Linked DNA regions of Mus musculus: all the other regions are linked to region 3. A link is a loop called in an ENCODE intact Hi-C map of the cell type or tissue named here. Cell type or tissue: left cerebral cortex. All regions are shown on one strand. Region 1 holds the start of Srrm4 (serine/arginine repetitive matrix 4). Region 2 overlaps Srrm4 (serine/arginine repetitive matrix 4). Region 3 overlaps Srrm4 (serine/arginine repetitive matrix 4). Region 4 has its middle 17 kb from the start of Gm36841.

Evidence for each region. Hi-C counts contacts between places; a loop is a spot of excess contacts. Peaks named below come from ENCODE experiments on the same cell type or tissue, not always from the same donor. Only the 100,000 strongest peaks of a DNase experiment are listed, where the experiment ranks them.
Region 1: it touches region 3 in a loop (11-fold over the local background); 4 of 42 quality-filtered maps call a loop at or near these places.
Region 2: a loop joins it to region 3, with 8 times the contacts of the local background. A loop is called at or near these places in 3 of 42 quality-filtered maps.
Region 4: it touches region 3 in a loop (2.0-fold over the local background); 14 of 42 quality-filtered maps call a loop at or near these places.

What each region holds. Positions count from the first base shown.
Region 1 is chr5:116,588,220-116,593,219 of GRCm38, forward strand. Srrm4 (serine/arginine repetitive matrix 4) reads right to left here and starts at 3,598. Exons shown (of 13, transcript NM_026886.3): 1 at 3,115-3,598. The coding sequence starts at 3,245. In left cerebral cortex, no CTCF peak of the experiment used is centred here; DNase peaks (open chromatin) are centred at 852, 1,054, 1,665, 1,959 and 5 more places; H3K4me3 peaks cover 4,710 bases; H3K27ac peaks cover 3,149 bases.
Region 2 is chr5:116,520,528-116,525,527 of GRCm38, forward strand. The region is part of intron 1 of Srrm4 (serine/arginine repetitive matrix 4); the gene reads right to left. Among named protein-coding and RNA genes, the nearest start is that of Srrm4, 69 kb to the right of the region's middle. In left cerebral cortex, no CTCF peak of the experiment used is centred here; DNase peaks (open chromatin) are centred at 1,969, 2,780 and 3,235; H3K27ac peaks cover 3,501 bases.
Region 3 is chr5:116,441,797-116,446,796 of GRCm38, forward strand. Srrm4 (serine/arginine repetitive matrix 4) reads right to left here. Exons shown (of 13, transcript NM_026886.3): 12 at 4,694-4,828; 13 at 1-3,078. The coding sequence ends at 2,772. All of the region lies in intron 2 of Srrm4os (serine/arginine repetitive matrix 4, opposite strand), which reads left to right. Among named protein-coding and RNA genes, the nearest start is that of Srrm4os, 5.6 kb to the left of the region's middle. In left cerebral cortex, a CTCF peak has its summit at 2,998 (motif pointing right); DNase peaks (open chromatin) are centred at 1,453, 1,702, 1,964, 2,491 and 3 more places; H3K27ac peaks cover 2,671 bases.
Region 4 is chr5:116,387,633-116,392,632 of GRCm38, forward strand. No RefSeq gene overlaps it. Among named protein-coding and RNA genes, the nearest start is that of Gm36841, 17 kb to the right of the region's middle. In left cerebral cortex, a CTCF peak has its summit at 1,343 (motif pointing right); a DNase peak (open chromatin) is centred at 2,396.

The DNA.
Region 1 (5,000 bases), 150 kb after region 3:
TTTTGTTTTGTTTTTTAGAGTATCAGGAAGAGAAAGAAACTAAGCTACTTACATGGATGTGGAACTCTGGAGTCATCCCTACTTGATCCGATGTGTATTAATTTCAAAGCAATTGAACTGAACTTTCATAAGGTCAATTGCTAGCATTATTTGAGGGTGAAATGAACCAGAACTGGAGAGTTTTTGTTTCCTTTTAGCCGCTATGAAGTTCCTTCCAGGACCAAGGTCTATCCAGCAGAGACTGCACGACACACACATTGCAGAGTTTTACCCGGCTCGGTCCTCAGTGCTGGCTGAGATGGTCATGGATACAGTTTATATTTTCAAACTGACAAGCGAGTGAGGTGAGGTGAGGTGAGGTCCTGGAGCTCCAGGACAGCACCTGGGTTTGTCTGGTGCTCACTCACAGAAGCACGGAAGCAACCACGAAGGTACAAGGTGGTGTCTCCCTGTGCTCTCTGCCCACTGAGTCAGACATCTGCTCGAAATTTGATACATGTTAAAACTCTGCCTCATCAAGAATGCCTCACGGGAAGGGGAGAGTTGGGGGAGGGAAGGGAGGAGCCAAGGGGGAGTCTGCTTAGGAAGCTGTTGTCTGATGTGTGTATGTTGCTGTGAAATCGACAACTTAAAATCCATATCTCAGCCCCACTGCTAATTTGTCTGCAGCCACAGACTCGAAATATACAACGAAGGGGGACCACCATCTCCAATCAACTATGAAGTGTGTAACCAACAAGACTGGCTGGTGGTTTACCCCTGCCCCTCCCCCATCTGCCCACGGACAGTGACTTGTGCCAGTGCTCTGACCGAGCTGGGCTTGACTCAAACAGCTTAACATTTCTCACGAGAACCAGTCTTGCCTCCAAAGGAGTCACGGGGTTCTGATGAAGCCACTACCTATGGAGTATCCTTTCCCTTTCTCCTCCTAAGAGCTTGACTTTGGAAGCATGACATTTCCATTCTTCTCCAGGATTACAGAATGCCGGAAGGGAACCGGGAACTGACCGTCACTGCATGGATCGGATCTTACAGTCAGTCTGTTGAAACACAACTAAGCCCAGTCCTTTCTGGGAGCTTGGATGTAAATGTTCCCTGAAATCTCCACCCTGGATTAGATAAAACATCTACAAGCCAGAACGTGCTCTACAGAGAGGAATTGCCAGACACAGGGGTATTCTTGTATAATACCAATAGAGAGCTTTATGGAATTCTGACGTAAACTTCAAAGGTGTTCTTCGGTGCGATAGAAACCCCAGGACGTTAAAATATATCAAGAGTGAGGAAATACCGAGGGCCCATTGAACTCTTTAAAAGTCACACACAGCTTAAATGAAAATGAACAAAAGCTGGAAGCTAGGATGTCTCTCAGTTGAGTCATATGATTGAAGCTATTGGCAAGAAAATGGTATGCTGGTAACATCAGACAGACAGACAGACAGGCAGACAGACAGGCAGAACCATGAAGGTTCCAAGCATGGTAATATTAGGGACAGTCGTCTAAATGAAAACAACAGCAAGAACCTGATTTCCTGCCCATGTGCCCATAAAATAGAAGATCATGGACCAAACACTTCTGCCACCAGACAAATTTCCCCCGGTCCCACCTGCAAGGCCATTTTCTCTGGCCACTGTAGCACTGCCGTGCCAACAGTAGATGCAGGGAGGTGAAGCCGGTGGCAGAAGACCAGGGACGTAAAAGCGCTGACGTCAAACTCTCCACCAAAAACCTCTGAGCAAGCAGACAGTGCCAGCTCTAATGACATCTGGTGTCACATGTACCCCTAGACCCCCCTACCTCTCCAGCCGGAATCAGTGGGTTTCTCCCCCCCACCCCCCACCTCCACTCACATGTCTACTCTGCTTATAGGATCTCCATTCTGCTGGTCCTTCTTGCTTCCTGTCTACCCATTCCCCCCACACTGGATGCTCCATTTGTTTAAAAGACCTGCTTGAGCATCAGTCAGAACAAAGAAAAGTTCCTGGATGTGGGCTTACTCTTCTCGGATCTATTTCTCCAGTCAGCCTTCGTCGACCCCACACTTGCTGGGAAGTTCAGAGTTAGTTGGAGCTGGATGAGGCATCTGTCAGAGGCTCTTTTCCCAGACATGTTTTCCATCTAGTCCCTAATGCAGCCTGCCAGGATTAATCAATCCTGCGAGCGCCCCCCCCCCCAGATCGTCCCTTTAACTCTCAGAACCGCTCAGCCAGCAGCAGCAAAAGATGAGTTTTTATACAGCCTTGATTTTCTCTGACAGAGGGCACAGCCCTCTCAAAGACTTCTGAATCTAACGATCTAGGAAAATATTGGGTATTTCTCTGCTGTGGAAGGCTCTGTGCCCCCTCAACCCCCTCTTGTCTTCTTTTTCTCCTGCCTTTGTATTTCTTCCCATCCTCTCCCCTCCTGTCTTTTTTTTTAACTACTGCTCCAGCACCCCAACTCATTCCAAAGTTCAAAGCCACCAGATCCTTAAAAAATAAAATAAAGTAAAACTTTCAGTATTATCTTCATGCTGACTTTGAGCTTTAGAGTTTTGGTTTTGGGTGCTGAAAAAGAAAGAATTCAACACGAGCAGCAGCTTAGGCTAAGACACGGAGGAGGGTGCTGCTTGGAGCGAGCGTATCTGAGGGAATAGCATATGGGCTTTTGTTGAAATGTTCAGAGACCCGCTAGTTTCTGGGCCAAGGGTTAGAATGCTTGTATTGAACACTGGCTGAGCTGAGTTCATGTCTTGTACAGCATCCCCTGACACCTCAAATCCACCACTGCTTTGCTCCCCTGACCTATGCACTTGGCGATAGCTCGAAAAGTTTTCAGTCAAGTACGTACCCCGAGCCACACCGCCCACCCTAAGAAAGCAAGGGGGTTTGCATAGGAGGTGCGGAGTCTGTAGGAGTGTTGTTCCCCGTCAAAAAATTCCTGTCCCTTTTCAACAGCCTCTCCCTTACACAAGCGATAATTTCTCATGTTCCGGCGTGAGATACCGGGTACGACGGGCTTAGTCCAGACACCCTGTTCCAGTTGCCTGCGTCCACCCGTCAAGATTCTGGGGCACAGGCAAGAAAAGGGGGGGGGACCTCCCAGTGTCCCTAACTCATGAACGAGGTCATTACCTTGGCATCGGCTTGCGGGCTGTGATACTGGCGACGATGATGCTCTCGGGACGCGGAGTGGCCACTGCTTTGAAGGTCCCTTTCCAGAACTTCTCAAACAGCTGTTTCTCGCCCTGCTGCAGGCTAGCCATCCTGAAAGCCCAAGGAGCCCGGGAGCCTGGGGCGCTGTCCGAAGTGCTGAAACGTGGATTACAAACCCGATGACACGCCCTGGGCTCCGGGGCGCTGTCCGCGTGAAACCCCCAAGGGGTGGGGTGGGGAGAGATCGGAGTTCAGGGCGGGGGATGGGATAGAACGGGACGTCTCGGGTTAGGCAGGCAGCGGAGAAAGAAGGTGGTTCCCCGGCTGGGTTCACCTCTTGGCTTGGCTCTGAGCTGCGCTGGGAGCAGGCTGAGCTCCGTGTCTTCGGCGAAGCAAAGCTAGCCGGCTTTCTCTACCGCGCAGAGAACAGAGAGGAGGCGACCGGGGCGTCTGCCGTGCGTGCGCGTGTGAGCTCCGGCGCGCCCGGGTTTTGTCTCTTGCACAATGTGACGTTGGAAGGGGAGGCTGGTCGCGCGAGCTGTACTTTCCTCCCTCCCCTTCTCCGTCTCCTCCTTCCCCAGCAACCCCTCCTTCTCTGGCTCAGCCTCCCGCCGCCATCTGCATAACAAAAGCCCGCAGGTCTGAGGAGGAGAAAGGGAGGGGCGAGCGCTTGTCTCTAAGGCCCCGTGGCCACAGAGTTGCGACTCTGACCCCTCTGAGAAGCGACCCCAACACCTCAAACAGAATCAAAAAGGAGATTCTTTCTCTTAGCCCTCACCCTTCCTCCATCGTCGCAGGCCTTCCCCTCAACCCTTACATGCGCACTCCCGGGCCTGGGCCACCTCCCTATCCTTTTGCAAGACTTGGGGAGCATCTTCCATTGAGGGAGCTACTAAAAAATGCCCCACCTATCCACCCACGCCAACCTGCCTTCACCCACCCCACTTCTGGGATGGACTGCCGAGGTCTGCAAAGTGTGTGTGTGTGGGTGCCCCTATGATTTTCTTTACGCCTGGGGGGCTCTTCCACCCCCCCACCCCGAAAATGCCATTTGACGGACAATCCGTCACCAGCGCGGTTTCTCGCCATCTGTCGAGCCGGCCCCCACCCGCAGAGGGGCGCAGCGTCACATCTGTGCTTGCGGCGCTATAAAGGATATCTCTTTTGTGCCTCGCAGCCGGCCTGCTTCGCGTCCCCGCTGCCAAAGCCCTCCAAAAGAACACCCCTCCCCCACCCCCCTGAGAACCCGCAGCCTGGGTGTGAAACAACAGTCCGATTTGGCAAAGAAAGACTGAGGGGGGAAGGGGGGGGAGGGCTTCCGAGGATTACAAGTAACTTTTTGGTCTTTCCATCTTCTTCCTCCCCCCTACTCTCCCAGTCCCAGCAGAGACTCAGAATCTCAAACTCCAGATGCGCAGGCAGTAGACAACAATGTCTCCCCGTTTTGCCGTAAGGGTCTTCTTAGGGAAGATATCTTAGTGAGATTTCCCCAGCCCATTTCTCCTCTGGAGCCTTTTAATACTTGGGAGTTTCACCTACCGCCAGGGTTTAAAAGTGAAACTCCTACAAGGAGCTTCTGCTAAGTCTTACAAACCTCCAAGCACTGACACCGGGTTCCACCCTGAAGGCAGAAAAAATTCTCTAATTTTTGTTGACCTAGTAGCAGTGGGGAGCGAAGACACCCCCACCCCCACCCCCAACATCAGTGCGAACTTTGTAAGTAAGTCCTTTGTAAGAGAATAGGAGGTACACGGAGGGGGGAGCAGAGTAGGGGAGAGGAGGACAGGATGGGGCAAGAGAAGCCGGGACACAGGAACAAGGAGTGAGCGTTGGCCTGGAAGAGGCTACAGGAGGAGTTTGTGTGT
Region 2 (5,000 bases), 79 kb after region 3:
CTCCATCTCTCCTGCTTGCTTATCTCGTCGTTTATCCCTCTGCTAGCTGGTTCTGATGTCTTGGATCAATTCAGAGCTGCTGTTGCCTTAGCCTATAAGTTAAGTTTGTATCTAGTAGGTATTTCTAGCTAGCACAGGGACTGCCACAGAGGAAAGGAGGGATACAAAGGTAAGTTTGTATCTAGTAGCTGTGTCTAACTAGCTCAGTGTCTGCCACAGAGGATGAGTAGGATGGATGGATGGATGGATGGATCAATGAATGAATGAATGAATGAATGAATGGAAAAAACACTCCCAGAAGCCTCTTTAACAGCTGGCAAGGGACTGAGTATGATGTTGAAGATAAGTGTGTAAACAGAGAAGGGGACATTTAATTGATAGAGTAAAGCCAAGACCAGAATAGAAACAGCTTCCAGGTGGATGACTCCCTGTTAAAGCCAGATGTCTGCTCTGCTGCTCCCTGGTCCTGAGTTGGCTACACATGGACAGAGCTGAGCAGAACCTTCAGCCAAATAGCTTCAGTCTAGGGAAACATCACGGCAGGAGCTCAAGGCAACGTTCTTCCCCAGCTCTGCCAAGGTTGGGGGAATCCTCAAAGCCTCTCTACTGGAGAGGTTTCAGGACACAAGAAACCACTTTACAGCAGGGTAGACGGTCCCCAGTGTGGCTGCTAGGAGTAGGGACATCCTAAGGGAAGGTGAAGGGTGAAGGAACTGTGGGTTCTGGGATAAAGAAGGTACCTGGAGGGAGGAACAGGAGAGGGAGGTGGCCAAGTGTGCCCCTGGGAATCTCTAAGTCCAAGGGGAAAGGAGGCATATGGGAGGGGGAGATTTCTGACAAATGTTCTAGAGGATAATGGCTCCTCTAGAGACAAGCTGATTACCAGTGGGCTGTGAACTTGAACTTTTGCTTCAGACTGCCTGACTAGCTTTATCACCCGCCAACTGGGCAACCTGGGAACGTTATCTAGTTTGTTAAGCCTCCATCTAGCCCTCGGTAAGAGTTACAAATCCTGTGCCAGGTGCAGGGTGTGCCCATCTCACTGTTGTAATGGTTAAAAGTGACTTGGGTATTTCACAGGACTGAGTGCCTGGGACTCGATACAGGCTCAGTAAAGATCAACTACTGTTGATACTATCAGTCAGTAACTAGTTTGCCATTAATATTTGTTGAGAGCTGGGAAATTTAGCTCACCAGGTAGAATGCTTGCCTGGCATGCACAATGCCCTGGGTATGGTCCCCACATTAAATGGGTGTAGTGGCTCATATCTATAGTCCTTGTACCTGGGAGGTGAAGGAAGGGGGGGGGCTGGCTCAGAAACTCAAGGCTATCCTCAGCTACATAGCAAGATCAAGGGTAGCCTGGGCTACATGAGACCATACCTATAAAGAAACAAACATATATAAATTATTAAATATAAAATTTTAAAGCATTATTGATGGCTCAAGCATCATTTATCTATTGACTTCTAGTGACCTTTGAAATGTCTTATACACCGTGGATACCAAAGAAGTGTGGTATGCATAAACAGGCAAACAAAATAGGAAATTGGAGAGATCTTTATGCCCTGAGCTTGCTATACTTTGGACCTTCTGCTGCCTTCGCCTGGGTCACCATTCCCCATACTACTCCCCCACGACTGCTCGCCCTTCTCAAGAAGCAGCGTAAAGGCTTAATTTTCTAAGGGAAAAAAAAACAGGCATCACCAAGGTTTTGTGTCTTCACCCTTAAAAGCAGCTGGGAGAGACACAAAATACTAAATCTAAGAAGTCAGGACCTGGACTTTCAGTTCCGTTTGTGTGGGGAGCCTTGAGCATGACCACGGGGGATCTCTTGGTATTTTGTACTTAAAGACGTGACAAATGGGAGAGATGCTGTTCTGTGAGCAGGCTGACTCGCGCTCGCTGCTGTGGAGCCACCTTTTCCGCAGAAGTGTGTGTCGGGTGCCTCTTACGGAACAGCAACCATCGTGGAGTGTAGATAAATCTTAGTAAACATGACCAACAAGAGATGTCAAAATTTGGTGTGGGAGGCAGACATTAAAGAGATAAGTGTTGCAAAGAAGAAGATATGGAATTACAATCTGGGATATAGAAGAGGCGGAGGCACAGCTGAAAGAGGCTTTCTGGGGCTCTAAATAGTAGGAGGGAATAGAGGGGGTTAGGTAAAGCATTTGGGCCCTGCAGAGTGGTCCAGTGCAAAGGGGGGAAAGGCTGGGCAGAGACCTTAGTGGGTGGAGAGAATTTACGGGGGCCTGAAGTGAGAAAGGAAATGAGAGGTAGAGGCGAGTGGAGTGGGCCCCCGGGGTCAGCTCCTGCAAGGCTAGTACAGCAACCACAGAAAGTATAGGATTCCAGGTAAGATCGAGAGAATGAGAGAGAGAGAGAGAGAGAGAGAGAGAGAGAGAGAGAGAGAGAGAGAGAGAGAGAGATCCTTTAACAAACCCTAAAACCACTGGAGAACGCTAACGACCTTCAGCCTCTCATTAGTCTTTGGGTTTCCTCCATCCACAAGATAAGACAGCATTATTTATCCCACCATGCCTTAACCACGTCTAAAGACGGTGGCAACTCCTTGCACAGAGCATCTCTTCATGACCGTGGAGCATACCTAGGCTTCGCTCTGGCTGCACCAGGCACTGCGGGCCATGGGTCGTGCCAGCAGTCAGATAGAGCTGAGCTATTATCAAAGGGGAGGGAACTTCCTGCAGGCTGTACAGAACCGTGATGTATGAGGCTATTCCAGGCCTGGTGGGAGGGAGGCTGGGAGGGGGTTTGGCCGGAAGAACAGTTATTTCAGGACATATCGGCCAGCAGTTTGTAGCCTGGGTGTGTAGAGCAGATCTGAAGAGACAAGAGACCCAGAGAGCCTGCAGTTTCTGGAAGCCAAGGGATGCCCCTCTATGGCTCCAAGCAAGAAGGTAGCTCCATTGTAAGTGTGACAATATGAGTCCTGGAAGGAGAGGGTACAGCATCAGCACGCCTGCTGTGAAACCTTGTGCAGGTGCCTTACACACATTGCTCCGATAATTTAATCATGGCTGTGATGAAGCCTATGAAGAAACCGACACTCAGAGAGGTTAAGTGGGTTACCAGTGTCCTGCAGGTGTGAGACTCAGCTCTCCACAGACACCAGGCTGTTTGTCTTGTGGTTCACCCACTTCTTCATATCGCGCATGACAGAGCAGGACCGTGGGACAAACACGTGAAGCAGCGTGTTTAATACTCAGCTTGGCAACGCTGAGGCTGCTCTTGAGCCCACAGCACAGCCAGTCTGCACTCCTAGGATGTGGAGGTGGGTGATAAAGTCAGGTCTTAAATTTAGCTGGGAAGGACGAAGTTCTGATTTTAAGAGCATCCCTAGTCACTTGGGTAAGGATTCTGGGCCCAAATTTGTGTGTCTACAGAAATCCAGAAAGGGACAAAGAGCTACAATGTTAATTCCACTTGTAAATAACACTCTTGACTATAATCTTTAGGATGGTCCTGCCAGTTGTCTAGGGAAGGTCAGGTGCCAGGTGTCAGATACCAGGTGTTTGGTGAGGAAGCCAGTGCTTCATGCCACATCCAAGACCCTGAGATCCACAGGGCAATAGAGGAATCCTACTCCATGAAGATTATAGACATGTCTTCACTGCAGAGTTCACAGTGCTGAGAATCCCTTCTCTCTCAAAGGATGAAAACTAGACACTTATACTTTCTGTGCATCTGGCTCAGACAGGCAGATGGAGTTGTCCTCTGGCTCCTATGAACACCAGATCTGGTCCTGGCCATTAAATCATCCCATTCCCCTGGCCACAGTGACAGGTTCATAGGCAGGTGCTTAACAAGGGAGGATGAGCAGAGAGAAAAGGGTGGGATGTTTTTTGGTAGAGGCTTCCAAAGACAAGACTGCGGAGCTCTGGAAACTTTCTTGTCACCGGAGTTGGAGAGGTTACCTGAGGCTGGCACCAGTGCCATACAGAACATGAGTTGGGAAGCGAACAAGGTTGCATGAGCTCCTGGATCCAGCTGGACCTGAAGCCGGTAGGTATCTCGCATATGAGAATCAACACTGAAGCCACCGTGTGTGGTTGGTATTCTTTCTAAATAAATGAATTTTGTGTGTGTGTGTGTGTGTGTGTGTATTGTATGCATGCATGTGCATGCATGAACAGTACAGAGGCCAGAGGTTGAATTCAGGAGCCTTCTTTGACCACTTATCTACCTGTTTTCTGGCGCACGGCCTGTCACTGAATTGGCTGGACTGGCACACCAAGAAGCCTCAGAGACTATGCTGTCTCTGCAGCTCTGTGTTGGGATTTCAACACGAGCTGCCACGCCCGACTCTTTTCCTCAGTGTCAGGCATCCAAACTCGGGCACTTTGCTGACATCTCCCCAGGTCCTAACCATCGAACTCTTACTGAACAAATAACCCTCATCATTAACCATAAAACGTTACTGTGGGTTTGGGAAGCCCAAGCCTGCTGTGTTTGAGAGCAGCTTGCAGATGGGTATGGGAGTTGGGTTTATGGCTTGTCTTTTGGCTTTCTCCAGTCTGAGATTCTTGGTAGGTTGCTCTTCCTCCCTGTGGCTCTATATGGTACTATAAGAACAGCCCCTGCCTCACTGGACTAAGGGGGACTTTATATGAGATCATACATGCCCAAGGCGATGACAGCTGACAATAAGAACTCAGGGGACACGACTGTTCACAAACAAGTTGTTTTTATTCTCCGCCAGTTTGGGACTCTCTGAGGTACCATGTGTGCAAATGGAGATGCTCGTTGTAAAACATACACTAGGAGGACTGCCACTCACTTAGCTGTTACGGATCCTGTAGGGTCATCTCACACTCACTATGTACACAGAGATGCTTGTTATCCCCACTGATTGACAATGAGCCTGAGCCAGGCAGAGGCCACAGCACAACACACACCTTCCTGTGCCACACCAACCCCCTCCCTCCCCTTCCCTCATCTCGGCCACTCACAGACTGAGCTCGGTTCCCGCCCACGCA
Region 3 (5,000 bases):
GAAACAGACCAGGTTTGCTCATAGGAAGGAGTGGATCCCTTTTGCTGACATCGAGATGAGCACAATGTCTTCCCTGGGTTAGCCCATTCCTATCTTTTCTCTCCCGATGTGCCAGCATCAAACATCATCAGAATGATACTTTGTTTCATCAGAATGATACCTTGTCTCCAAGAGCCGTGCTAGTATTAAACTATTCCTACCCACGTGGTCTCGCAACCACAAGGGAACAGCTCTATCTCAGAGGCCATGGGAGGCTGGCTGTTTGGCCAAGACATGGCACTTCTGACTCTGGGCAGCCATTCAAGGAGTCCTTCATAGCTCTTTTAAATTTGTGTAGCTTTACATGTTAATGTTAGGCTCCAGCCCTGAATTGAGGATCACGAGCTCTTTGTGGCCGACTTCATCTTTCTGATATCTCTGTGAAAACGGTGCAGTACATGCACATGGGGTTGAGGCACAGGCCCAAACCTCACTGGCATCAAGCTGAATAACAAGCCTTGGGACTAGTACACTTCTTGGTCAGTCCCAGGATGTTCGGGGCTTAGAGCATTCACGAAAGAGACCAAGATGCCTCTGGCCTTCGGCTTCCACTGCAGCCATAGCAACAGGATTAAAAAAAAAAGATATACAAATAATTTAGAAGGTCCCACCAAATACACAAATGACCACATATCAAGGTACACAATCTCTCTGAATAAATACATAAATAAATAATTAAATACCGCTAACGGTGAGGAGAGAGGGCTCATCACATAAATAATAAATAAATAAAAAATAAATAAATCTAATAAATAAAAAAGTTGGCTAGGAGCCCCAGGCAAAATGGTCCCCTAGAGTGGTTTGAATGAAGATAGTCTGTGTTTTCCGGACAGGCTCTTCTGCCTTCATAAGCTGTCCTGCAGAGGAGGGTTTGGTGGCTCCTGGAAGCCTTTGTCTCCATGAAAAAGATGAGGCTCGATTGGCTTGGTTGGCATCCTGGGTGGGGACGAGGGTTATTTACAGTTGCTGCACATGCCCTCCCAGGGCGCCTACTCCTGTGCCAGACACCTGCTATCCGGCCTCTCATGGTGGCATCAGCATAGGTATCCAGGAGTTTTAGTGGGTGGAGTTTCCATCTGGGCCAGAAGCCATGATGTGGCCACTGATACTTCCCTCTCCCCTCCTGATGGATGAAGGACTTCCCTGGTGCTCACTGAACCCCCAGGCACCACGGTAGATTGGGAAAGCTTGGCACAGGGGAGATCACTGCTTGAATAAAGGGAATCCCGCCCCCACTTCACCTCCAGATGTTTTCCTTGAGGCAAAAAGGCTAAGTAACGCTGTCTGTCCTTGCAACTATCCAAAGCTGGGAGAGAAGCTCTTTCTCCATGTGCCCTGGCTCTGCTCAACTGTTGTCATCACAAACTTGATACCCACAAGGCTCAGGAAAGCCAGGCAGCTGGTGAGGGGGATGCCCATGAGTTTATTTTAAGGAGCATCTCTTTTGCCTGCCTGTTCCCAATATCTTCTGCAGACAAAGCAGCTAGTGGCATTTATATATATCAGAGGGCAGCTAAGTAAGGCTAAGTAACCTTGCTGGTCAGCCCTGGGCAGGAGGGTACTTCTATACTCTTCTGAAGTGTGGTATTTCCCTAATTTGATTGGGCTTCTCTAAGCTGACAGCAAACTCAAAAGCTAGCAGGAGCCCGAGACAGGGAACATTTGAGTCCCTTTGTCACAGGCTCTCTGTATCTGAGTCTTTCCCCCCACAACACTGATTTACAATGCCGTGCTCTGCCTCTGCAAAATTCCTGAGAGGCAAGGAGAGTGGTCTTCATGTAGGGCAGCAGGTGCCAGGCTGCCCCTGGGTAGAATCCAGGGTGTGGCAGACTGGGCACTGTGGAGGGGGATGGCAGGCGCCAACTGGAGGGCAAGGGCAGACTGGATGGCGCTGGGGACTGGCTGCTGGCCACAGCATTGAGAATGCTCAGCAGATGGTCCCGTGGAATCTAATTTGTGCCAGCTCCCAGGGATGAGGCAAATTTGGGAAGTAGGGCTGCTGTCCAAGGTATGCTGACTGTTCCACTGTCGCCTTATTGTCCCTGGGGTGTCACAGGGCCCCGTGTACAGGCCGCCACAGAGTTGGAACCTGCTGGATTCCCTTCCCTGACCATGCTGACATACTAGGAGGGCAGATGACCTGACTCTTTGCAGCTATAGCGAGCTCATTTCCAATCTTTCCTGAAACCCACCGTCAGTGACACCAACATCCACCTGCCCCTGCTCCTGTCTGGATCCAAGCTCTGAGCTCTTATCTTGAATTTCAACCACTTTTGCTCTCTTCTTTTTCCCAACACTGGTTCCAAACTGTGCAGCCATAAGACAGAATTAGTGGGCAAGGGCGGGGTGTGAGGTGGGCAGGGGGGACGGATTAACCCTGACCTTTAGGAGATATACTGTGAGCAGTGGGTGAGTGGAACAGAGCTGTCTCCACATGTCTTGGCCAGGCCCAAACTTTTGAGTCATGGATTATAGCTTTCCACAGGTGGCTTTCTCCATCCAACCCCCGTGAGCCCCAGGATGGCGCTGGTAGAGAGGCTCCTAGCAGCTTGGCAAAGGAATAGAAGTCCCTATATCCCATGCCACCTTCCCAGGAAAGCATAAAGGACAGGACCCAGGAGCGTTTCGTATCTGTCACCCGGAAGATGGTCTGAAGGGCAGGTAGTAAAAGGAGATTGCAGAGTACAGAGAGGTCCTCCCGGTGGGCAGCTGGCTCGACGGAGGGCCTTCGCTTAGCGCCTCGTGCTGGCATAGCTTTCTGCCGAGCTGTAGCTCAGGCTCCGGTTCCGACTGCGGCTCCGGGAGCCCAGGCTGAGGCTGCGAGAACTGGAGCTGCGGCTGGTCCGCGTCCTGCTCCGGGTCTGGCTCCGGCTGCTGTGGCTCCGACTGGGACTCCGGCTCCGGGAGTAACTGCGGCTAGGGGAGCGGCTGCTACTGCTGCTGCTGCTGCTGCTGCTGCTGTACCAGGAGGAGGCGCTGCTGAGGCTGCTGGACGAGGAGGGGCTGGGTCGGTAGTAGGGGATGGGGCGTTTGCGGGCACTGTAGAGACCAGAGAAAGGAAGCATGAGGTTCAATCTGCTCTCAGGGAGCCCCAGTGCTGTTTCAGGGAAAACAATATCCTTCTATCCCCCAGTCTCTTAGTGAGAAAATGCAAACCAGACAAAACAAAAACAAAAACAAACAAACAAACAAAACCAACCCCCAACAAAACAACATACTCCACCTCTTCCCCCATCCCCCAACCCCCTGGTAGTTCCAAGACCAAAGAAAAGACTATTCTAGTGCTAGTCTATCCTGAAAAAGTGATAATGTCACTTAAAAAAAAAATCAACAAATCAGGCTTGGGGCTCAGAGTTCCCAGTTAGCAACAGTGTCTGCGTTGCCACTTTGATTGAAGTTTTGTTTCGCTATTTTCACTTTTACTAGAACCATCTATTCCTAGTAGGTTCTGTTTCTAGGCAGAAGAGACTGCTTTTCCACATGCTGTAGTATATAGTTTCTTTTTAAAAATAAGTTCATGGGGTGTGTGTGTGTGTGGGGGGGGTGCTGTGAAAAAGAACACACTGATTTTTAAGAAAATGAACTACATCCACGATCAGTTAGCCAAGCAGCATGGGTAACCAGTGGCCAAGAGACTCATGGATGCCTAGATGCAGGGAAGAGAGCGCTGTTGGTTGTTTGACCAGGCCCATCCATCACTCTGGGCCCCCTGTCCTTATTCTGCCTCCTGGTCCTCTTCAGGAAGGATACAATGTTGCTTCCAGGATTCCTGCTGGTCTCTGGGATGAGTGGAGATGGCTAGAAAGATAACCTAGTTTTTTTTTTTTAGAGGGGGGGGGTGGTATCCAGCCTTTCCAATCATTCTCCCAGGTTTCAAAGCTTGAGAAATTCAATTTCTTTCACAGCCTTTGCCCTCTCTCTGCAAACAGCGCTTCCCCTGAGACCTTAGCTGTCACAGGTCACACTTTCACCTCTTCTGACCACTGAGTCAATAATGATAGGACACAGTGTGTCCTGCGTTTAAATTTACAAAGCGAGGTCACCTCTTCTCGTTCCCTTTCATCTCCTCCACGTGACACTCTTGGGGAGTGAGGCCTTGTTTTGTGGGTGAGAAACAGCCTTAGGAGAGGAAAAGGCTCTAGGTGCCCCCAGGAACTCACCACAGCTCCATTTAAGCCTTTGGATATCCTGGTAACACTTGCATTCTCTGAACTTGGTTAAGGGTGTGATCACGAATAGTTTAATTTTAAGCTGGCATCTGAGTATTCTAGGGTATAGGACTATCTCCACTAAGGTCAGGCTGTACTACCGGGACAGCGCCCTGCCCTGTGGGAACAAACACCCCCTAGGCTACACACTAGTCCTCCAATTGGCCTATTGTCTTCTCTGCAGTCTCCAGGACAAGCTCTCTCGTTCCACATGCTATCCAGGTCCCTGCCCCACTGCAGGCCTAGCAGATTAGAAGCTTGGTAAGATTCCAAGGTTTTGAAACAAATGCCATCGTTTTAGGGGCTGCTGGAAGGGCTATTCTGGAGCGCCACCCCTCCCCCCCCATTCCCCAGTTTCAGGGAAGCAAAAGATGATTTAGTCAGCGCCATTGTCCATATGGGGAGAAGGTTGGAAGCAGGCAATGCCCTGCTCTTGGGTCTCTCACCTGGTTATCCTCCGAGCCTCCAGGTGGCTTGGGGAGTCTCTCCTGCGCTTCCTCATGGGTGAGTAGGACCGTCGCCTCCTGCGCGCACGTTCTCGGGGCTGTGGTTCTTTCTCACCATACTTTAGGTCCCGTTCCCTGAAGGGGTGTAGCAGCGGGCACGAGGGGCCGTGGGTGTTACTAGGTAACTAGGGCTGGGCTGGCTTTTCTACGGGTGCGTGCTGTGTGAGACTCTTAACTGTGTTCACTGAGGCTAGGCTTTGTCAGGGGCGGGAAGGTGACGCACTCTGGGAAGAATCTGCTCCCGTGA
Region 4 (5,000 bases), 54 kb before region 3:
TGCAAGTTTAAAAAAATGAAAGATGAGCTGTGGTCCTGGTGAGCACTGATTGACAGGGACTTTGCATGAAGGCTTCTGGGAACTGAAGGGCAGGATTTGATGTGAGGGATTCTGGGAGCTGGAGGGCGGGGTTTCGATGTGAAGGATTCTGGGAGCTGGAGGGCAGCTTCGTGGCTATCCCCATAATTCGGGAAAGGAAGGGAAATTGTTGGGAATCAGGAGGGCAACCTCTTCTCCTTTCTCTGCTCCATGTTCAAACAAAGGTCACAGATATCTGGGTGACCTCCCTGTCTGTACATTTACCAAGTGGTCATGTGGAGCTCGCATAATGCCTTCTAAGGTGCTAAAAAAAAAAAAAAAACAAAATGGAAGGACCATAGTTAAGCCAGGGTAGATACAGCAGAAATTTCATGAGCCCCAAAGTATTCACTTTCTTCTTCTCTTGAAGAACAGGTTCTCTGTTTTTCCTCTTGAAAACATGCACCACATCTGCATCGCTGATAAATTAGAAAACATACTTTAAAACGTCCAATGAATCTACCCTTCCTTACACGGAAGCATCTTTGATGATACCCGTGTCTGTCTAGGGCTTTCGTTTCTATGGGGGTTTTAAATGGCATCATAGCGTTCATACACCATTTGTAAGCAGATGTGACTCATTCCTTGTGATTGTAAAGACTATTCCCCAACATGATGTGTGTGTGAATATGTGTTTCTGTGTACCTGTGTCTGTGTGTGTGTGCGTTTCTGTGGGTGCATGCTAGGTAAGGGTGCCAGTATGCATGCACGTGTGGTGCGCACGCATATAGAGACCCCAAGTCAACCTTGTGTGTTGTTCCCCGGGAACCACCCATTTTGTTGAATGAGACAAAGTCTCCCATTGGCCCAAGTCTGTCAGTGAGAACGGGCGATCCACCTGCCCACTTATTCAGCACTTGATACACAGACACCACCCCACCCAGCTGGTACGAAGACGCAACGCACGAAGCGTTTACTAAGAGTGCTCCTGGGCTATTTTCCATGCTCCTTCCACAATTTGGGTGTTTTGTTGTGTTGTGCTTTTTCTCTGTGTAGTCCTGACTGTCTTGAAACTCCCTCCATGGACCAGGCTGGCCTTGAACTCACAGAGATCCACCTGCCTCTGCCTCCTAAGTGATGGGATTAAAAGCATGTACCACCACACTTGGCATTTCCACAATTTTTGTGACTGTAAATGTCTTGTGTGTGTGTGTGTGTGTGTGTGTGTGTTTTTTTAAAGGTTTTATTATATATATAATAAAATCCATATATATATATATGTTGTAGCTGTCTTCAGATACACCAGAAGAGGGTGCTAGATCCCATTACAGATGGTTGTGAGCCACCACATAGTTGCTAGGATTTGAACTCAGAACCTCTGGAAGAGCAGTCAGTGCTCTTAACCGCTGAGCCATCCATAGGTTAATTCCTATTCCTAATGAGGGGAGAGAGAGAGAGAGAGAGAGAGAGAGAGAGAGAGAGAGAGAGAGAACTTTGTGGCTACATGCCTGTAGACCAGGAATATCCAAGATGACTAGGAAGGGATTGGAATACATTGGATGATACTCCTGGGAAGCATTTAGGGAAACCTTGGAGGTGAGATTCATGGAGCTCAGACCTTCACCCTAGACCCCTCTTCAACTGGTTGTTTGGGGGAGAGAAATGCTCATCTCATGTCATTCTGTCCCTCCACACGACACCCCATCCCACAGGCTCTGGAAGGGTTCTGCCATCCCCTCCCTCACCCCCACAGACCCTGCATAATGTAGATTTAATTCCATCTAGATGATCTTTAATCTTTGGCACTGCACAGCAGACCTTGGCGGGCAGTGTGACAAGGCTCCTCTAAATAAAAGGACCTCGGTTCCAAGTTCTCTGTGCCCTTTACCTCCCCAAGGGCTGGGATTTTCTATTCCCTTCTCTTCAGCCTCCCCCCACACTCTGCCTCCAGTCACTCTCCTTCCATTGGCCCTTTTCTGGAACTAGATGCAGAGATGAGAGTCTGGGAGGGAGTGACTGACTGTTCCTGCTTCTAGTGTTGGTGCGAAGTGGGGAGCATCCTCAGGAGATGACCTCTGACCTGAGGCTGGGCTACCTCTCTTCATGTCCATTATTTAACACTAGGGTGAAGCACGGATCACCCCAAACTCAGCATTTTTCCTATGGAAGGGAGACTTTCCCACACTAACTTATGCGTAGCCAGTTAGTGTGTGCACCCTGCAAAGCCTGGTGCACTCAGTACGCACTCAGGACATGCCGCTTGATAGGATTACGGTGATTTCAAAAGCCACAGAGATTACCAGGCTCTTGCATCAAAGCAAGCTCTGGAAGTTGAAGACAGATTCAGTTCTGGCAGTGAGCCCTGTCTTCTGGTTCTCTCTACTCCCTCCGAGCCAGCCCTGGGCACAGTGCATGCTGGGGGATTGTTTCCTTACTCTCTCACAGCCTGCAGACTTCCAAGCTTGTCACCGGGCAGATAATTGAGTTCATCTCCTCCAGCGGAAACTGGCACAACTCGCGTGGGGCTTCCGTGATGTGTTTGCCAGTGACGGAATCGCCTGCTCTTGGGATGGAAGGCCCTGGCACTGTCCATCTCAGGGCTATCCTTACAGGGCACATAGGATTCCCAAAGCCTGCCCCTACCTGTGCCTGGTTCCCCTGTCTCCTGCTGCTCACGTGCAGAGGGCAGGTGTATGCGCTGGTGCAACATTTGCCTTTCCAGCCTCTGTAAGCACCCTCTTTGATCTGCTGTGTGTAGGAAGGTTACTGGGCAAACCCATGTGTGGGTAGGACTAGAGAGGCCACGGTTTTAGGAGGGTGTGTCTTTGTACCGTGGGAGCCAGCCTTAAATACCACCTCTGTCCATGATGAACTGTGCAACCTGGTGTCTTCTACTCCCCATGAGCTATGAGGGGACAATCCTCTTTCCTGCCTTCCTGGGGAGGAAACATCTGGAAAGCACTCGACACACAGTAAGGCAAGCTTGACACACAGAGGAAGCTCTTAATAAAAAAGAAGCTTTTTTTCTTCATCTTTATTATGACTCCCCTGGGCTTAGAGCTGATCTCTGGGGAAGAAGTTTCCTTTTAAGCTTCTGGATTGTCACAGGTGGGAGCAGTTTCACAGAAAACGCCTGGCAGCTGGGCTGAGGCTCTGACTTCCTGCATTTGTATGCTTCGGGGATGTTTGGATAAGCCACTGCCTGCTCTGGAACCTCAGTTTCTCCATCTGTAAAGTGGGGATAACAGAATGAGAATGAATACAAGAAAGAGGCCTTGACATTCCACCTAATAGCCCCTTAGTTACAGAGATAGAGAAACGGGAGTGGTGAGGTCAGAAGGTCCAGAGGTTAAGAGAGTGTAGATGGTGGATAGCAGATGGCAGTAGAACTCTTTAAGGTTTTGTAGTGGTCATGGTAAGAACTCCAGCTTTTTCTCTGAATGAACTGAGATGTGCAATATTTGAATAGAGTTATGTCATCATCTGAGTAATGTTTTACCAGGAGGGAGCACTCTATGAAGTGTGTGTCAGAAGATAAATGTGTGAATGAAGCATGGGACGTTCATGCAGTGTGGAGTATCATGCAGTCATAAAGGGGATGAGGGGCAGACAAGATGCAGTATAAACAACCACTGAAAATGTACTGAATGAGAAAAGCCAGGCAGGGTCTCATGTCACACAAACACACATGTACACACATAGACATTCTCTCTCTCTTTCTCTCTCTCTCTCTCTCTCTCTCTCTCTCTCACACAAACACACACATATACAGATACACACAGACACAAACACATGCACACAGACACATACACACATATACAAACATAAAGAAACATGAACAGATACAGACATACACACAAGGGCACACACACATGTTCACACAGGCATACACACACATACACACAGATGTACATGCACATATATACATACACAGACACATATACACACATACACTGACACGTGCATATACACGAGACACACACACATACATACATATAAGCACACACATACACAAATATACATATATACACCCATACACTCACATTCACACACACATACATACAGGCACACATACACAAACATATACATATACAAACACACACATACATATATGCACACACATACACACATGCACATACATATATGCACACACATACACACACATACACATATACATACACTCACAAACATACATACATACACTGACACATACATACTCACACACATGCATACACAGACATATACATATACACATATACACATAGATATATACACACATACACTCACACACATACATACACACATACATTTACATACATACATGACATGCATATAGTTCTACTTAGTTGAACTCCTTTGATTAGGTTGGGTACACTCAGGGAGACAGTGTATCAGTTATCAGAGACAGAGACAGGTTGGATGAGGACAGTCACGGAGCTCTTGCATAAAATACAATTAGAGGAAACAATGTTAGTGATGGCCTGTGACTTGAATATGATCAATGTCCCTGAGCCGTGCACCAGCAGAGATGGTAGAAGGGTGAATTTTCTTTTACGACAATACTGTTTTAAAAGCTTGACCATCATGGGGACAAAATGGCTCAATGAAGAAATGCACCTACAACTTGAGCTTGATCCCCAGGACCCACATGGCGGAAGAAGTAAGATGACTCCCACAAATTTCCCTCTGACCTCCACACATACATTGTGGGATATGAAGGCCCCTCCCTCATAAACATAATAAAAATTTTGACTGTTGAGACATGCATAGGAATAGTCTTTGTTATAATACAGACTTAGATCAAAAAGTAGGGAATGGTTGAAGACTTGATATATTTGTGGAGTTTCCTGGTGGGCTCTGGGTGGCATCAGTAATTCTCAGTCCAGATGTGAACTCTGCTCTCCTGAATCCTCCCAGCTCCACAGGACCATACACAGTGAATGTTGTATCATGAGGGTGTCACCAGCTCCTGCCACGACAGG